2 separate regions of the Mus musculus genome follow, and region 2 is linked to region 1. Evidence: chromatin loops called from intact Hi-C (ENCODE). Cell type or tissue: heart. All regions are shown on one strand.

Region 1 (8,000 bases):
CCACTTTAGTCTATATATACTTGCTTTTGATACATCCATTATTTGTGATAATGTGAAATCTAATAACAAAGACTATTAGTAAACATTCTACAGAGCTTCTGTCTTTAAGACACTTATCATGTTTATTCTGTTTTCTTTTTTAAATTGTCCTGTTCTTATGAATAACACAAGGAACCTAAAAACAGGTAATATGTTTTACTGTTGACATAGTATCTATTAGCTAAACTAAAAATTAAATATTTCACAAGTATCACATATCACCAACTCACCAACTAACAAGTTCACAAGTTATAGATGTTCATACAGACAACAAATGAATTAACACATACAGATAAACAAACAAAGCTGAGTTCAGTGCTAAAATCTTGACAGAGAAACAAGGCTCATATTCAGCACATAACAAATACTAAAGGAGTCAACCCATCAGTGGCTCCAAAATCTAGCATAGAATCCATATGGAAATTGTTGTGCTTATCACCAGTTAGTTTCTACACTACAAATGTATTTTAGTTTCTCAAATGTTGCTTCTAAGAAAGGCGGGCTAGCAAGGAGGCTCATGCCTGGAATTCCTGAACTCAAAAGATGGAATGAGGCTGGTGGATTGCCTCTTTTCCAGTGTATACCAGCCTTGGATACATGAATAGTGAGTTACCAGGTATTCCGGGATACAGAATGAGGTACTACCTCAAAAGCACCAAAAAAATGAATGTGCAAACATTGATAAACAACTAAATAAGCACAATTTTGCAAACATGCTTGTTAACGTTTCATAAAGAAAAATATAAGCTATGCTTCAAAATTAACTGTTTTTTAATATAAAGATAAACAAATAGCAATGAATTATTCTCTTCTGCTTAACAAAATGACTCAGCCTTTATTATAACAAAATCTCACTCAACATGCTCAGCAATGAAAATCTGAAAACCAAGCTGGCCTAAGACTTTTCATACTTCTAGTCCTGAGATATTGCACACTCTTGGACCTGAGTCACTTCACACTCCTAGGCCAGAGATATTGAACACTCCTAGGCCTGAGACATGGCACCCTCCTAGGCTTGAGACACTGTGCACTCCGAGCCCTGGCTCCTGACTCTGGCTCTCACACTTGCCCCTTTGATAAGAGCAACCCTCATGCCTCATCCAAGAGGGTTTTGTTTTTTTCCAACAGATTAAGTTGTTCAAAGTGCTGAGACTAAATGGCATGAGTAATCCAGACCCAAATACATCTACAGCATAATTCATACGCCTAAAGCTCAGGGAAAACTCTGTTAGAAGAGGAAGGACAAGGACAGCTACTGCCAGACAGAGAACTCAGACATGATGGAAAAACCTCACTCATGAAACGTCAACAACACAGTCACCTAACAAGATCAACGTAATGACAATACTAGCTGATATGACAATGTGAATGTGCATCTTTCACAAGGTCCCATCCCTCCACGAAGAGCTACAGTCAATCAGTGGCTTTGAGAGAAGAGTTTCCTCCCGGGACTGGATCCTTGACACAAGTTACTTTATCCCAAGTGGTCATCCTAAACATACCAGTAACAGTAAGTGAAAGTAGTAAGGTTTTTCTTAGTTGTGTGTGTGTGTGTGTGTGTGTGTGTGTGTGTGTGTGTGTGATATATGAAGAGATTAACTTGACAAATTGTGGGAAAAGGACAGGAGATGTTAAATCAGAAAGGGAGGAGTAGCAATAATATCAATGCAGTCATACTATAGCTATGAATAAAAGGTAAAAAATAAGTTTACAGAAATATTATTGTGCACGTATAACAGATATAAACAACTCAATTTTATTCTCATAGACTCAGTGAGAAAAGTCATGACCTTTAAAAAAAAGCTTTTCACATCACTTGATCCCTTTAGTGACCTTGGGAATGTGTAGAGGAAAGTTTATTTTGCAAGTGGAAAAACTAAAGTCATGGTAAAGAAAGACACTTTGCACAGGGTGATTCATAAAGTCAACCTCAGAGAGAAGAGTGACATTTACAACCTCAAACTCCAACATTCAGAAGGAATACAAACCACATTTGCTTTTTACCCTTTACCTCCCATGCCTACCTCATCCACCTCACTAAGGAACAAATTGAGGGACAGATTAAATAGAAGCAAAGATAATAAAGAAAAGGGTCTGAATTTCAGATAAGGCTCAGGGTTTCTAGATTGCCTGGAATTGAGAAAGGAGCAGTAAGTTTGCACCCTGATTTATCCTGCTTCAGGGAAAGGAGGAAGATTTGTTTATTATGGGGGCTCTTCTGTAATACAAGAAAGACATACTAGATGAATTTTCCCCTTTAATTCTATGATCCCAAATCCAAGCTATCTGAAATTAATTGAATTAATCAATTTAGGTGGAAAACCATCTGCTCAGTGCTGGTCTTTCATTCTTACTGGCCATGAAAACAAAGAAGAAAGGTCAAGGCCTGAAGGACTGAAGTGGCAGCTAACAAGGTGCATCTGGAGAAGACCGAGTAACAGGGTAAGCACACGCAAACTGTTGCTATTTCAGAGCAAGGGTGGAAAGGACCACACTTCCCTTTGGGCCTTCTTAACTCTCCTTGATATTCAACTGCATTCTATGCTTAGTCAATTGTTTTTGTTTTTATTTTTTTCCCCAAAGACTCTTAGTCATTTAAAGTTTTCATTTTAAAAGAACCCCCCTATTTAAGCCCCAGTACCACCACCAAGCCATTCAAATTATGCCCTGCAACTTCCCGAGTCTCTTTCAGGCCTGCCTACTGAGTTCAGTCTAGTTTGGCTGCCTGCCAGATTCTTCCATTCTTTTCTTGTCAGTCTTAAAAACTTGGGAAATGCTCCTGGACAGCTCAAGGAGAGTTTAATTATGCAGTGAAGCAGTACCTTAGTCTCACCGTTGTTTCTAGAAAAGCTTGCAGACACCAGCGTCCAAACTCTCCCATTCGGTGGGTTTTCTAGCAATTTCTAGCTATTTGATTATGAGGAAGAAGGAGGGAAAGGCTGGCAGAGCAACCAGGCAATTTGCAAAACTGAAAAAAAAAATCCAATTCCTTTCAGGATTTTCCACCTCTCATCGTTTACTCTGTTTTCTAATTCGTACTCTTTTACGACCTGTTCAGCCATATGGACTACATAAAATCATAGGTATCCTGGCCTCTGCAAGCCCTAGAATTAATAGAATTGACAGAGTCTAGAAAGTTTTCATTCTTAAATGTTGGTGCAGCATTTTTAAAAGCAGACAGAATACACAGTTATTAAATCTTCCTAATTGATATTATGTTGTCAAACAGACTGAAATATCGCACGTAAATGTCTATTAACAAAGACAAGCTCCATCAAGAAAAACTAAGACGCTGTGTGTGTGTGTGTGCGTGTGCGTGTGTGTGTGTGTGTGTGTGTGTGTGTCGGGGTGAGGTAGGGGTGTTCCTTGACTGCCAGCCCACACTTGAGAGTTTCCCCAACAGCAGCTGTATCTCCCTCACTCTACCTTGGCACGCTATTTCTAGCTGCAGCGTTCAGCTTCCTGTTCAAGTCCCATTCTACATTGTAAACACATTCCAAGAAAACTAGACTGCCCAGAGTTCCCTCCTGCAAACAGGGAAATCAGCCCAGCAGCCCCAGGATAGAGAGCCAGTTGGGCCACCACCAGGAGGTGGACCAGAGCAAGCAAGCTTGGCAAGCTGAGTCCCACTAACATAACGCCCGCAGAAGCGGGGATCTGACCGGCCTAGCCAAAGGGCAGCCGCATGGACACCGCCCGAGAGTGGGGGCCCTACCCACGTAGGGCTTTAAAGTATCTGCGGCCCAGTCACAAGCTCCTTGCCGCCTCCCCTGCCGCTGCCCACATTTTTACAGCGACCCAAACAAAGCGAGACCAAGCTGGAGGAAGTTGGCTCTCGGGTCGCCTAGTTGACCCAGCGATGCCTCCTTTTGCTGAGCAGCCTCTGTTCCATGCACCCGCAGCGGGCGGGATGGTCCAGCGTCCCCCCACCGCTTGCTCCCGACGCCTGCTAGCCCCCACCTCGCCCAGAAGTTCCTCCTTGGGTCGAGGGGAGGATGCGGCGGGAAGGCACAGGGCTGGCGTCCCTGGGTGGCCCCATCTTCCTCCCTCACTGCCCCCGCCTGCAGCAACAGGTCCCTCTTTCAGTGCCCACAGACTCCCTGTGCCCTCGGGGTCGGAATCTGCGCAACCTATAAGCGGTCGCAGCCCGGTGCCCTCCTCACCCTCCTGCTAACTGCGCTTTCCTCTCGGGGTCTGTTCCTGGTTCCGCGCCACCTGGCCATAGCTGGCCGGACCAGAGACGCTCCCGCTTCCTACCCTGGCTTGTAGAGGGATGCGGTCGCAGGGCTGGGGCAGGCACAGGAGCTCCGGGAACCGTGGCCCACGATCGCGTGTTCGTATCCCACAGGAAAACTTTGTGCAGGTTCGAAAGGCACTGGGCTCCGGACCCTAGGGCTCTGGTCCTCTCCCTCCTTCTAATCCGCTGAAGCCCAAACTGGTGCTGGCGACGGCAGGGGCTGGGTCGGGACTCCCGGTTGCTGAGGGCTAGGATCGCCGGGCTCCCCCTCTCGGCCAGAAGAAAACTCCGGCTCTGTGTGCGCACTAGGGACGCTGGTGGGGTTTTCTGCAGTAATGCAGAACTGTCCTGCTTTTAAAGGCAGACCTGGAGAGGTTAGGGAGTAAGACAGAAAGAAACCGGTTTCCAGAAGAAGCTGTCCATTCTTATTTCAGACGGAGAGAAAACACCGGCCCCGCCCCACTTCCACAGCTCCAGGTTTCCTTTTAAACCTCCTCCCACAGATGCTGTTTGGTAAGAATTTAAAACACCTCTGAGGTTTAACAAAAAAGAAAGTGACACAGAAAGGGCATAAATATAAGTGAGGAGGGCTCTCCACAGCCTCGTGAAACGCAGCTGCAGGGACTAGACTTTTTCTTTTCTTTTTTCTTTTCTTCTCTTCTCTTCTCTTCTCTTCTCTTCTCTTCTCTTCTCTTCTCTTCTCTTCTTTCTTTCTTTCTTTCTTCCTTCCTTTCTTTCTTTCTTTCTTTCTTTCTTTCTTTCTTTCTCTTTTAAACTCTGTCTGAATCTTTGCACGTTACCCCTCCCCCCCGTGGGGCGGTGAAAGGTAGCTGGTCCCTGGTTGAGCTAAGGCTAAATGCCCAGGAGACCATGAAGGGACAGTAGGAGTTTTTGCCTGCTCCTGGACACCAGGCCTCTGTCACTAGCTGTAGCCCCACCTCCATCCTCCATAGATTTGTGGTCATCAGTTACATAAGCGCAACTCCCCAAGCCCCTCCACAGGTAGAGGATATGACCTGTGGTCACATAGGCTCAAATCTAATCTCTATTTTAATGAGGTACTCTCCCTGTAAAAGGTATTTAATCTCAGGCCCACCCTGAGAAGGGGGGTATGGTTTTACACATCCACTTTCTGCCATGACAATAAATGCCTTAAAACCAAGGACTGCCTCTTTTCTTCAGGATCTGCCGCAGGGAGACACGGAGATGACCTTTGTCTACAGAGCCACTGTGTAATCTTCCATAGAAGGCCTCTCTGTGCTCCCAGCCAGGACCCAAGCCCAAGCTAAACTCAAGCCAAGGACTCTCCCCTGAGACCAGCCAGAGCTCCTCCCTTCTTTCCCCCACCCTGGCCCTGGGCTAGATCCAACCCTCGGGCCCCCACTCTGCTTTCAGCTCTTCCTCAGCTTCCAGCCGCACCTGGATGTCCAAGAGCCTGAGAACCAGAAGACCAGGTCTTATCACAGGCCTGGGGAGCTCCAAGCCAGCTCTGGCTGTCCTGCACCTCAGGCTGTGCTTCCCCACCCCCGGAGCAGAGTCCCGTGGCTTCCCTGCAGCCCAACACCCACCCAGGGACAGTGTGGGGTAAGTCCTGTCAAGATTCCCAAGCGCCGGTGCCCTGTAGTGGAGTGGACTTGGGACCCACAACCCTACATCCCCCTACTCCAACACCCTCCCTCCAAAATAATAGGACAACTTTCTCGACAGCCACATTCTACTTATTAGCAATCTTTCTGTGCTTACCTCAGAATTCAGAACAGAAATGGTGTGGAGTTGAGAGGAAAACAGCAAACCATTCCTTTTTTTCTGTAGACCAGGCTGGCCTCGAACTTGAACTCAGAAATTCGCCTCTCTCTGTCTCCCAAGTGCTGGGATTAAAGGCATGCGCCACCACACCCAGCCACAGCAAACTATTCTTAAATGAGCCTGGTAAACTTCTGACTGGGAAAAGAAGAAGAACACATCCTCATAAGAGAGAATCTTGGAGCGTGAGAGGACCGCTGAGAACCTTTCTGGGAAGATAATCCTTAAAATTTAGCTGTCCCAATTTTAGTTCGGATGTAAAAATAAAGGGGAAAGATATAAAGCGGTTTACACGGCTAACATGCGTAAATATCGATGTGCTTTGGAACATGATGTAGTCCAAGCCAGGGCAGAGGCAGCAGAGGGACCGAAATCCATTTCAGACCCCTTTCTTACTCTTTCTCTTTTCCAGGACACTCTTGTTACCTATCCAATTACAATAGGAGAAAAGACTTAGGTGTTATTTATAGTTTATGGCAGTCAAGTGTACAGGGGTTAAAATAGACGAGTTTTAGAGAAAGAAGACAGAAAAAAAAAAAAGGTTCTTAAACATTCCATCATATTTTGCTGTAATTTGAAGAGACAGGATATGCTAGTGGAAATTCCTCTCCAAACATTTTATAAGTGAGTGAGCCTTTTCGGATACTTGTTGCATTAAAAAGACCCAACCTCTCAGTATTTCCAACAGAAACAATGTGGAGATCATGTAGTCTAAGCAAACTCCTTTGTTTGGAACCTAAGGTAAAGGAAGGTCAGAGATGTTAGGTGATTTCCTGACTCCACGTTTAGATCGCGTGAATTTGGCTCGTGGGTTTCTTTTCTTTCTTTCTTTCTTTCTTTCTTTCTTTCTTTCTTTCTTTCTTTCTTTTTTCCTTGCTTGCTTTCCCCTTTATCAAAATAAATAAGCATACATTGAAATTACTATAACAGAGAGGATGAGTATGTAGCTCATTTTATTGGCTCCTTGTCTAATGTGCACCATAAAAATAGATGTGGTGACACACACAAGTGAACCCAGCACTCAGGAGATAGAAATAGGAAGTTTACCATTATCTTAGGCATATAACTTGTTAAAGGAAAGCTTGGGATACACAGAACCCTAAAAAAAAAAAAAAAAAAAAAAAAAAAAAAAAAAAAAAAAAAAAAAAAAAAAAAGAAAGAAAGGAAGGAAGGAAGGAAGGAAGGAAATTACAACAAAAACACTTGAAAACAAGTATAGTAGTTTTTTCTGTAAATAATCGTAAATAATTCATGAATAATTATGGGTAATTAAGCAATGCCATTTGCATAATGATTTTATCAGTATAGCTATCACCTAAGAATACCTGTAAATACTGGGTATTTTAATGCAGTTGTAAAAGATTCTAGAATACTAGAATACTAGACTCCATAGAGTCTAGTCTAGCATAGAATACTAGACTCCCAAGAATATACTAGATTAAGAAACAGCAGATCTTTTTCAATTAACAACTCTTCTTAAATATAGGACCAAAAGAAAGTATCTGATTACAGAGATGAACATTATAAACTCCAGTCTACAAACTACTGGAGAGCATGTTCTTTTAGCTGTTCATTTGCCTCTACTAGCTTTTAAAAGGACTTTTAACCCCTTTCTCACTAAACTCCATGGTGAAACTGGTCTGCCTTTGGAGAGCTAAGGCCTGGGTTCTCGGAGCTACAACCCGGTGTTCCCCTCTCAGTAAGAGTCTCCTTTGCAGCCTTGTCCTCATTGCCTGATTAAAACCATTTCCTGAAGATCTGAGTTCGTTCTTTATTTAGATCTGTGTTCCCTATCTATGACAGGTCAAAGTTACTACACAGAAAACAAATTATTACTACAAAGTATATTCAGTGTTGGATGGATACTTGAAAACACACGAGTCTCCGCAGCTGCCTCTTTCCAGACATTGCACATAATGCG
Region 2 (8,000 bases), 1.2 Mb before region 1:
GAGGCTGAGGCAGGAGGATAACTTGAGTTCTGCATTTTTATTTATTTATTTATTGCTAAGCAGCTGGCCACTAGGGGGCAAAGAACTATATAAAGAAAAGTATTACTTTTTTTTTTTTTTTAAACCAACTTTGTGACCTTTATTGAAGAGTGACAACTTTATACTCCTAGGAATCCTATTCTGTGTACCTGAGGGACAGGGCATCAGAGAGGCGTGGCAGGAGATTACACAGCAGACACTGGGAAGTGTCAGTCCATCATTTTGCCCACTGTTCATGTGTACACAGCATGAATGAGATTTGAAATCTTTTCATGGTAACGAAGTTACAATTACCCACTTCTGTAGCCTGAGTCTGACCCGCGGTGTCTACGTCAGCGGGTTTCCCTCTCACAATCGTTAAAATGCATTTCCTGTTAGGAACCTGCAATATATTTCTTGTATTTATTTCTTTTTGAAGTAAGAACTACCTCATCTGATAACTGGCTCATTTTTGTCATTTATCAAAAACTGAAGGGTAAAGGAGGAAAGTGTGATGAATTTAAAAAATATTTTCTAAAGGAAAGATAAAATTCATTTTCACAAATTTGCAAGAGCTGTTGGTGCGGGACTTATTCTACTATGCGACTAGCCTGGGACACAGTGTAAACCGCCGCCTCCGCCCAGGAACCAGCAGTTCTTCAGAAGTGGCAGCTCACTGAGTTGCGCTGCGCAGACCCCCAGGAATCTCCCAAGCCCATTGGCGCAGAGGGAGAGTCTCTCTACAGAGCCACTAGAGAGGTGGGTAGTGAGTGAGTTGGCAGTTGTAGGAAGCAGGCACACACAGACACACGGGCACGGTTACAGCAGGTCCACATGGCGGTAATGCAGGAGGTAGGCTGTGCAAGCCAGAAGTCAGCAGTCTACTTCACCAACTGGTACTGATTAATAACCTTGACCGTTTGGTCATCAATTCACAGCCAGCCATTAAGCCCAATCTGGAAGATGTCCGTAATGTAGTGGCCGATTGTAGCGCTGGCACCATGAAACCACTGTGAACAGCCTCTACGTTCTGTGGCATTTAAAATGTTTATTTTTGAAGCCTGGAGAAAGCCGTTCTCTGCTGATCTCCAAGTCCACAGTGTCGTCAACGTTCCTGACCAGCTTCTGGCATCTGCCTGTGTTCTCACCGACGAAGCACTTTAGGTGGAGCACGAGGGAGGACTGGGGGAAGCTTCTCTAGAATCACTCTGCGGCTGACTTTAATCTCCTGCTCGGTTTTGGTGGTGTAACCTTGGATAGACTCTCTTGCCACTAAACCTTCCAACCCATCCTGAACTGTGCATATCTTGTCAGATAGGATATCCAACTGCAGCGAGAAAAATGACTACAGAGTGGCGGACTCCTTGGAACTCTGCTGGGTGTACACTGAAAATGCCAGTGATAGGTGTGTCTGGACGAAATCCGCCGCCTGTCAGGCGACAGACATCTTGTTCTTGGGACCCACTTGCTTGCAATCGTCCTCACTGACCACACTGGTGTCTTCCAGCTCCTCTATCAAGTGGCTCCCAGGCCAATTGGAAACAGAGTGCTACTCATGCGTGGGTGAGAGGAGTTTAGTCGGGCTCAGCATCTCCTCATGGAGTCCACTGAGGATGAAACCTAGGTACTCCTTGGCGTCCTCCGGTCGGCCCTTTTCAGGTAGGCTCGACTTGATGACTGTCTGTAAATGTATGTGGGTTCAAAGGCAGCTCCTGGGTGGAGTTATTTTATCCCCGACAGCTTGGCGGGGCTCGGGCGGTAGGGGCATATTAATAAACTTATTCATGAGCCGAACGCATCTGGCAGTTCATCTTCAGCCTGTATGCTATACAGAGTCCCACTGTATGGAGGGGGGAGCTCACCTGAAGAGCAGGGATCACAAAAAAACCAAACCAAACCAAAACAACAACAAAAACTCTGAATTCATCAGGGCTGAAATAGCCAAAAATATACAGTGGGTGTGGAGGGCTTTGGCGGCCGGTCTCAATGAGGTTTGGAGCTGCTCTGGCTTCTCACGCTGCGTCTCTCATCGTCTCCATCTCGCCGAGCCTGTACCAAAGTACTGCATTTTAACATTTAAAAAATTATTTTGATATTTTTCCTTTCTCCAAACTGTCTTCAGATTCTCCTTACCTACCCAGCTCCATGCTTTTTTCCTGCACAAGATTTCCAAAAAGCAAACAAATAAAAAGAAAATCAAAAAAGAGTGAGTCAGATAACAAGAAACCAAACCAACCAACCAACCAAACCAAAAATCCAAAAAACCCAAACCAAACCAAACCAAACCCAAACCAAAAAAGTGAAACAAGAAACACCCCTACCCTCCACAAAACCAAAAACCAAAAACCAAAAACCTAAAACAAAACTTTAAAACAAAACCATGGAGTGTTGGCCAATTACTTCTGGGCATGGCGCCTGCCCTGGAGTGTGGTTGCCTATCCAGCAACACTCAGTTGGAGAAAACAGAGTTCCCCTTTGCCAGAAACTGTCAATTGCAATGCTCCTTGCTTAGGGAGTGGGACTTGTGTCCACTTCCAGGTCTCCATGCTGGGGTTTTGCCTGGTTTGGACTTGTGCAGGCTCTGAGGGATCTTTAAGGACTGCTGGCAGGAAGCAGTCTGGAAGTAGGAGGACTCAGTGCCCTCTGACTAGCAACCGGAGGCCCTGCTTTTGTCACAATTAATAACATATGTGCTTACCACGTTACCATTAGGAAAACTCGTCCAATTACAGTGTGACCTTTTTCCGTGCTTTTTTAGGGTTGCTATTTTCTCTTGAGGGCTATGTAAATGTCTCCCGTTGTTTCACAAGAGCGAGGATTGAGACGTTGTTATTTGAGCTTCATTCTGCGGATTCTTTATTCCTTGTGGTGCTCTGGCACTCCATTTAAAAAAAAATAGCATCTAGTAAAATCAAGTCCACATTAAACTTTCTATTAAAATTATCAAGCACCTTTTGAGCAAGTAGATCAAATTTTGGAGTTTCATGTTTGCTCCTGAGCCTCATTTGTGTCACAGGAGTCCCAGGTCTTCAGTCCTTGTATAACCCTGTATTTCCAAGATGATTATAGTAGACTGTTGAAACTGTGTGTGAGGCTGTGTTTTTTTTTTCTGTGAAGTTTTCACTCTCGAGCACACCTTGTCAGAACAGAGCACCCCAGTAAAATACCAAGAGAAGGTTTCTCATCTGGGTAAGCCTCCCCTGCCCCCTCTTCTGGAGATGTGGTGTTCACTGGCTGCTTTGCTTTGATTTCAGGGTTCTGTAGGTTTAAATTGCCTAGTAAGGGTGAAGGATTAGAGACCATGACCTACTAGAACATCTTCAGTTTTGGAGATAGATTATTTTCATATAAATTCATAGATACTTATGTGACCAAGGGAGTAGGTCGACCATTAAGCAAATGCATGTCGAGTTCCTGTGACTAGGGTAATCAGTTTAGTAAAAGTCAGCTATAAACCCTCTTGATTTACCTTTGTAATCCCTTTTCTTTCTCTTGATTTAATAAATTTCTATGCGGGTTGGAGATGTCTACCTTTATTCTGCAACCTACACAACTCCCTTCCGTTTGCCAGTCATAGCCTTGCCTCAGTAGGTATGCGGCTTGCCAGTTCTTTTCTGTGTTTTCTCGAACCTTCTTAGTTTCTGCTCACAACATGTAAGTACTTTTAATGAGCTCATTGTCATCCAGTTTTCCTGTAACCCTTGAACACATTAATACTTGGTTTCCTCATGTTTTGACCCCAGAAAATAAGTTCTCCATGTGCTGTTCACTACTACTGACTGTTTTCCTTAGTATGCAAACTATCTGTGAATAGAGTCTAAATTACAAGTCCTTAATCGTTTTTTCACATCTGAAATCTGAGGCGAAGAAAATGGCTTCGGAAACAAAATCAAACCACTGCTTAAATTCTTGAACTACAGCTGTAGAGATACAAGACGACCACATGGGGGCAGCAGAGGCACATCATTATGTTCGAATATTTGCGTAGCTACTAGAAATGAGCCTATTATCAAGCAGAAAAGTTATTATGTTTACCTAATTAATGAAGAAACTTGGTAAAATGAAATAGAGTTGGCATTTCTTAGTTCGAAGTAAGGATATTATATCTTTGGCTTTTTAATTCCCTTTCTAGAGAAAAGTATCTTAAGTTCTATAATGTTTCCATATCGTAACCAAATCCTTCTCCTTCTTGGCCTTTCTCTCTGTCTACTATAAGAGTTTCCTGAGAGGTAGGATGGTGTTTTGTGACATTTAGATTTTGAGAGTGGGGGTCACTGGTGGCTCACAGGATATTATGCTCTGTAGGAGGTGAATCTCTACAAACCCCAGCTGGAGATAGGGCATGTAGCTTTTTTGCAGACAGGCTGCGTTTTCGGCATGGTGCCTGGGTTTAATTTCCATGTGCAATGTCATACTTCAACTATGTAAACCGAAACAGATGTTTCTGCTCTGAGAATGCATTTGGCTCATGAAAGCATCATCCCCTAGTCTCTTCCTCCATTCCCACTTTATTTTGAAAGCCCTTTTGAATAGAAGAGGCCTCTAGAGAACCATCCAGTGTGTTTGACCTCGTTATTGTGAAGCAATTCATTCCTGGGAAACAGTTGCCCCAAATAAGTCTTGGAATCTGTTTGAAATTTCCTTAGCACCAGCATGTTTTTCTTTCCATCTCTATAAACTTACAGCTTTGTCTATTATTATTATTTAGGAAGCTCAGTAATGCAAGTTTTACTAAAACACAACCTAGATTGTTCTGATCTTATCACTTAGGTAATAGTTCTGGTTCCTATTTTGCAAGGTTAATGGGAATAGGTGTTTGTACAATATGTACACGACTTCTTAATTGCTCCCATTTGCAAATATTAAAGACCAATAACGTTATGTGTATTTTAAGTATCTTCCAATTTGGTTGATGATCAACATAAACACATTTCTAATCTTGTGATGATTTATGCTTCTAGTAATTTGCCCCCCAAAGTAAATTAACTAGAACTATTATCTTGCAGTACTGGAAAGGCCGCATGTGTGCTCGGCAAGAACTTTACCACTGAGCTATTGCATTAGCCCTCTCTTTACTTTTATTCTGACATAAGGTCTCACTAAGTTATCTAGGCTCATCATAACCAGCTCTGGTGCCCAGGTAGGCCTACAACTTGTGATCTTTCAGCTTTATGATTTGCCTATCTCCGAGGAGCTGGGATGGCAGATCTGAGCCAACTATCTTCTTTTCTCTCAGTTTCCTCCTCTTATTCCAGTTTCCCTCCTTTCCTTTCACTTTTCAGAGATATTTGTTGATATGTGGACATCATGGATTATGCCGATAGGAGCTTCTTGGGATACTGAGGCTGCCAACAATGTGAGTTCAAAACCTATTTGGGCAATGTAATGAAACTGTCTCAAAATAAAGATACTCAGTGGTAGGGTGTTTGTCTATAAATGGGAAGTCCCAGGGTCAATTTTTAGTATGAGGGGAGGAGTAATTAAAGGTTTTCACTCTTTTAAAAATTTTCGTATTTTTTGAGACTGTCCTACATGAGTATTGTATTTGTGTTATTTCCATGCTCCTTGCACCCCCTCAGACTCCCATAAGTCCCCCATTCCCTCTAACATTGCATGCATGCTTGTATGCGTGTATGCATATGTGCATGTGTGCATGTATATATGTGTGCCTCTCTCTCTCTGTGACTAATGAATGAGTCTCTCTCTTCCTCTCTCTCTCTCTCTCTCTCTCTCTCTCTCTCTCTCTCTGTGTGTGTGTGTGTGTGTGTGTGTGTGTGACGAATATATGAGTCCATTTAGCTTTGTTCAGATGTATGTATGTTTAGGGCTGACACCTTGGTTGGATAGAAGATTCTTGTTCATAAAGAGCATTGAATGGTACAGTGATGAAACACATAGAAATAAACCATAATTAAAATCTCTGACAGGAAAGAAGCAGTATTCTTTCTGAGGTACTAAGAAGCACTTGATGCTGTGGTTTGGGGATTTAAAGAGAGGGGAGCTGCCCTGGCAAATGAAGGCAGAATAGTTTCCTGGTAGACAAATAAAATGTGCAATAGCTTATGGAGCACAGATCAAGCTCTGATATGGGTTCCTAAAGCTTTCCCAAGGCTCCATGGAGATGACATGATGAGAGCTGAAAAGCAGATGAGGCCAACAGTCATGCTGAAAAAAACTAGAAATAGGAAAATAAAACTTTCTTGAATTAAAAACAAAGAATTAGAACTTTAAAGTATATTGATTTATGTTATTACTAGATAATTATGTAGAACTTTCCATAATGAAAATTTAAATATCTGTATCAATAATGTGTTACTTTCTAATTGCATATAATAAAATATATGAGGAGATTAAAAATTTAGACACTATCATGTGTATTAACACAAGTTTTGTGTTGTTATAGACTTGATCTTATCCCAAAGGTTGAGAACTGACTGCTTTGTTATATAAACATTGAAAAAAACCCATTCATTTATAATTAATCATTCAAGTTCACCTATAGCTTCTTAATTCGGAAGCTAAATTTTAGTAAAGAATGTTGCAGTACCCAGAAATAGTGCTGTACTAGAGGGGAAAGGACCACTTGGCATTTCTCAGTGTCTAGTTTGATGAGTGCATGGTAGGTATATTACCCACAACCAAGGAACACCTCGAGTACCCAGACAGAATGTTCCTTGCAAAGTAAAACCAAATTTACAATGTTCAAAAATAAATTTTTGAAACCCAATTCAAACTTGGGTTTTGTATTGCTTGTTTTGTATTTATTTCAGTCTCAAATCAGGTATCTTTGAGTCTTGAATGCCTGAAAGAGAAGCAAGTTATTGTTGGGACTCTTTCTGGACATCTCTAAAAAGCGTTAGAAACTCATTCTTATTTTATGTATCTGCTTCTAAGTTAGGAAAAGAACTCTTTGTTTGCTCACTTTTATTTAGTGCCTGACACCAAACTTGATTTAGGTTTTGCTTTTTCTGCCTGAATTATAATTATAATACAAATGTGCTTTATGCATGCTTGCCTTTTCAAAGTTTCCATAAACCATGGCTTGGGATAGAAAACAATTTCAAAATTCTGTAGGTTTTCTAGTTTGATCTAATGATTTCATAACCCATGAACCTCCTATTATTTAACTTACGGAAGTCTCTGAAAAATGATAGGTCCATTAAATATTTTTGTCACATTTTCAGTCCTAGAAAAGGGTATTTTAAAGTTTATGTTTTACTTTTTTCAAAAATGATTTTACATCTTAGCAGTAAAGGATAAGTTTGAAGCAATTAAGGGCTAGGGAAATCTGTTTTTTTTTTTTTTTGTTTGTTTGTTTGTTTGTTTGTTTTTTTGGTAATTATTAGTTTGCTATTCTCTCTCCCAATACGAAGTAGAAAACTAACTCTCATGTTAATGATTTCTCAGAGCTAGTATGAATTAATGAACTCACTCCGTAGACCAGGCTGGCCTCGGACTCAGAAATCTACCTGCCTCTGTCTCCCAAGTGCTGGGATTAAAGGCGTGTACTACCACTTCCCGGCTTGATTCTTTAGTTTTAATTGGGCAGTTAGACATGTATTTCCTGTGGACTAGGGTACATAGCCTAGTAGTAAAGGTAGGGCAATAAAAATCAGAGTGTAAGGTAATTTCTATAAGTCCATGACATCAGAATCTATCTGGTGCCATTTTGCTAGCAAAATTTTGTCTTGAAACAAACACAACAACTATCACAACAAAACCAAAAATACAAAGGAAGTATATCTCTGGGTAAGAATAGACACCGGGAAGTAAAAGGTTCTACATAAGACTTCACTTTTCGAAGAAAGTGAAGACCAATGCAGGTTCTCAGATCAATGACCGCATCAGGAAAACGACCTTTGCAGAACATTTGGTTGGAGCTCTCTCAGTTATTCTACTCGGCTTTATTATTTCCAGGTTAAGTTTCTTCAACAAAATTTGAAAGGATCAGTTAAATAAAGAATCCAATTTGTTATTTCAAA

Evidence for each region. Hi-C counts contacts between places; a loop is a spot of excess contacts. Peaks named below come from ENCODE experiments on the same cell type or tissue, not always from the same donor. Only the 100,000 strongest peaks of a DNase experiment are listed, where the experiment ranks them.
Region 2: a loop joins it to region 1, with 4 times the contacts of the local background. A loop is called at or near these places in 2 of 42 quality-filtered maps.

Annotation. Positions count from the first base shown.
Region 1 is chr1:44,548,169-44,556,168 of GRCm38, reverse strand. Gulp1 (GULP, engulfment adaptor PTB domain containing 1) reads right to left here and starts at 4,498. Exons shown (of 11, transcript NM_028450.3): 1 at 4,297-4,498. It overlaps Gm39635 (a long non-coding RNA gene), which reads left to right and starts at 4,712. Exons shown (of 3, transcript XR_865406.1): 1 at 4,712-4,789; 2 at 5,459-5,860. In heart, CTCF peaks have their summits at 3,634 and 4,551; DNase peaks (open chromatin) are centred at 3,598, 4,508 and 5,728; H3K4me3 peaks cover 2,828 bases; H3K27ac peaks cover 3,267 bases.
Region 2 is chr1:45,762,324-45,770,323 of GRCm38, reverse strand. Gm51621 (a long non-coding RNA gene) reads left to right here and starts at 5,218. Exons shown (of 2, transcript XR_003947815.1): 1 at 5,218-5,374. It also overlaps the pseudogene Gm8307. In heart, CTCF peaks have their summits at 76 (motif pointing right) and 3,961 (motif pointing right); DNase peaks (open chromatin) are centred at 2,533 and 4,493; H3K27ac peaks cover 8 bases.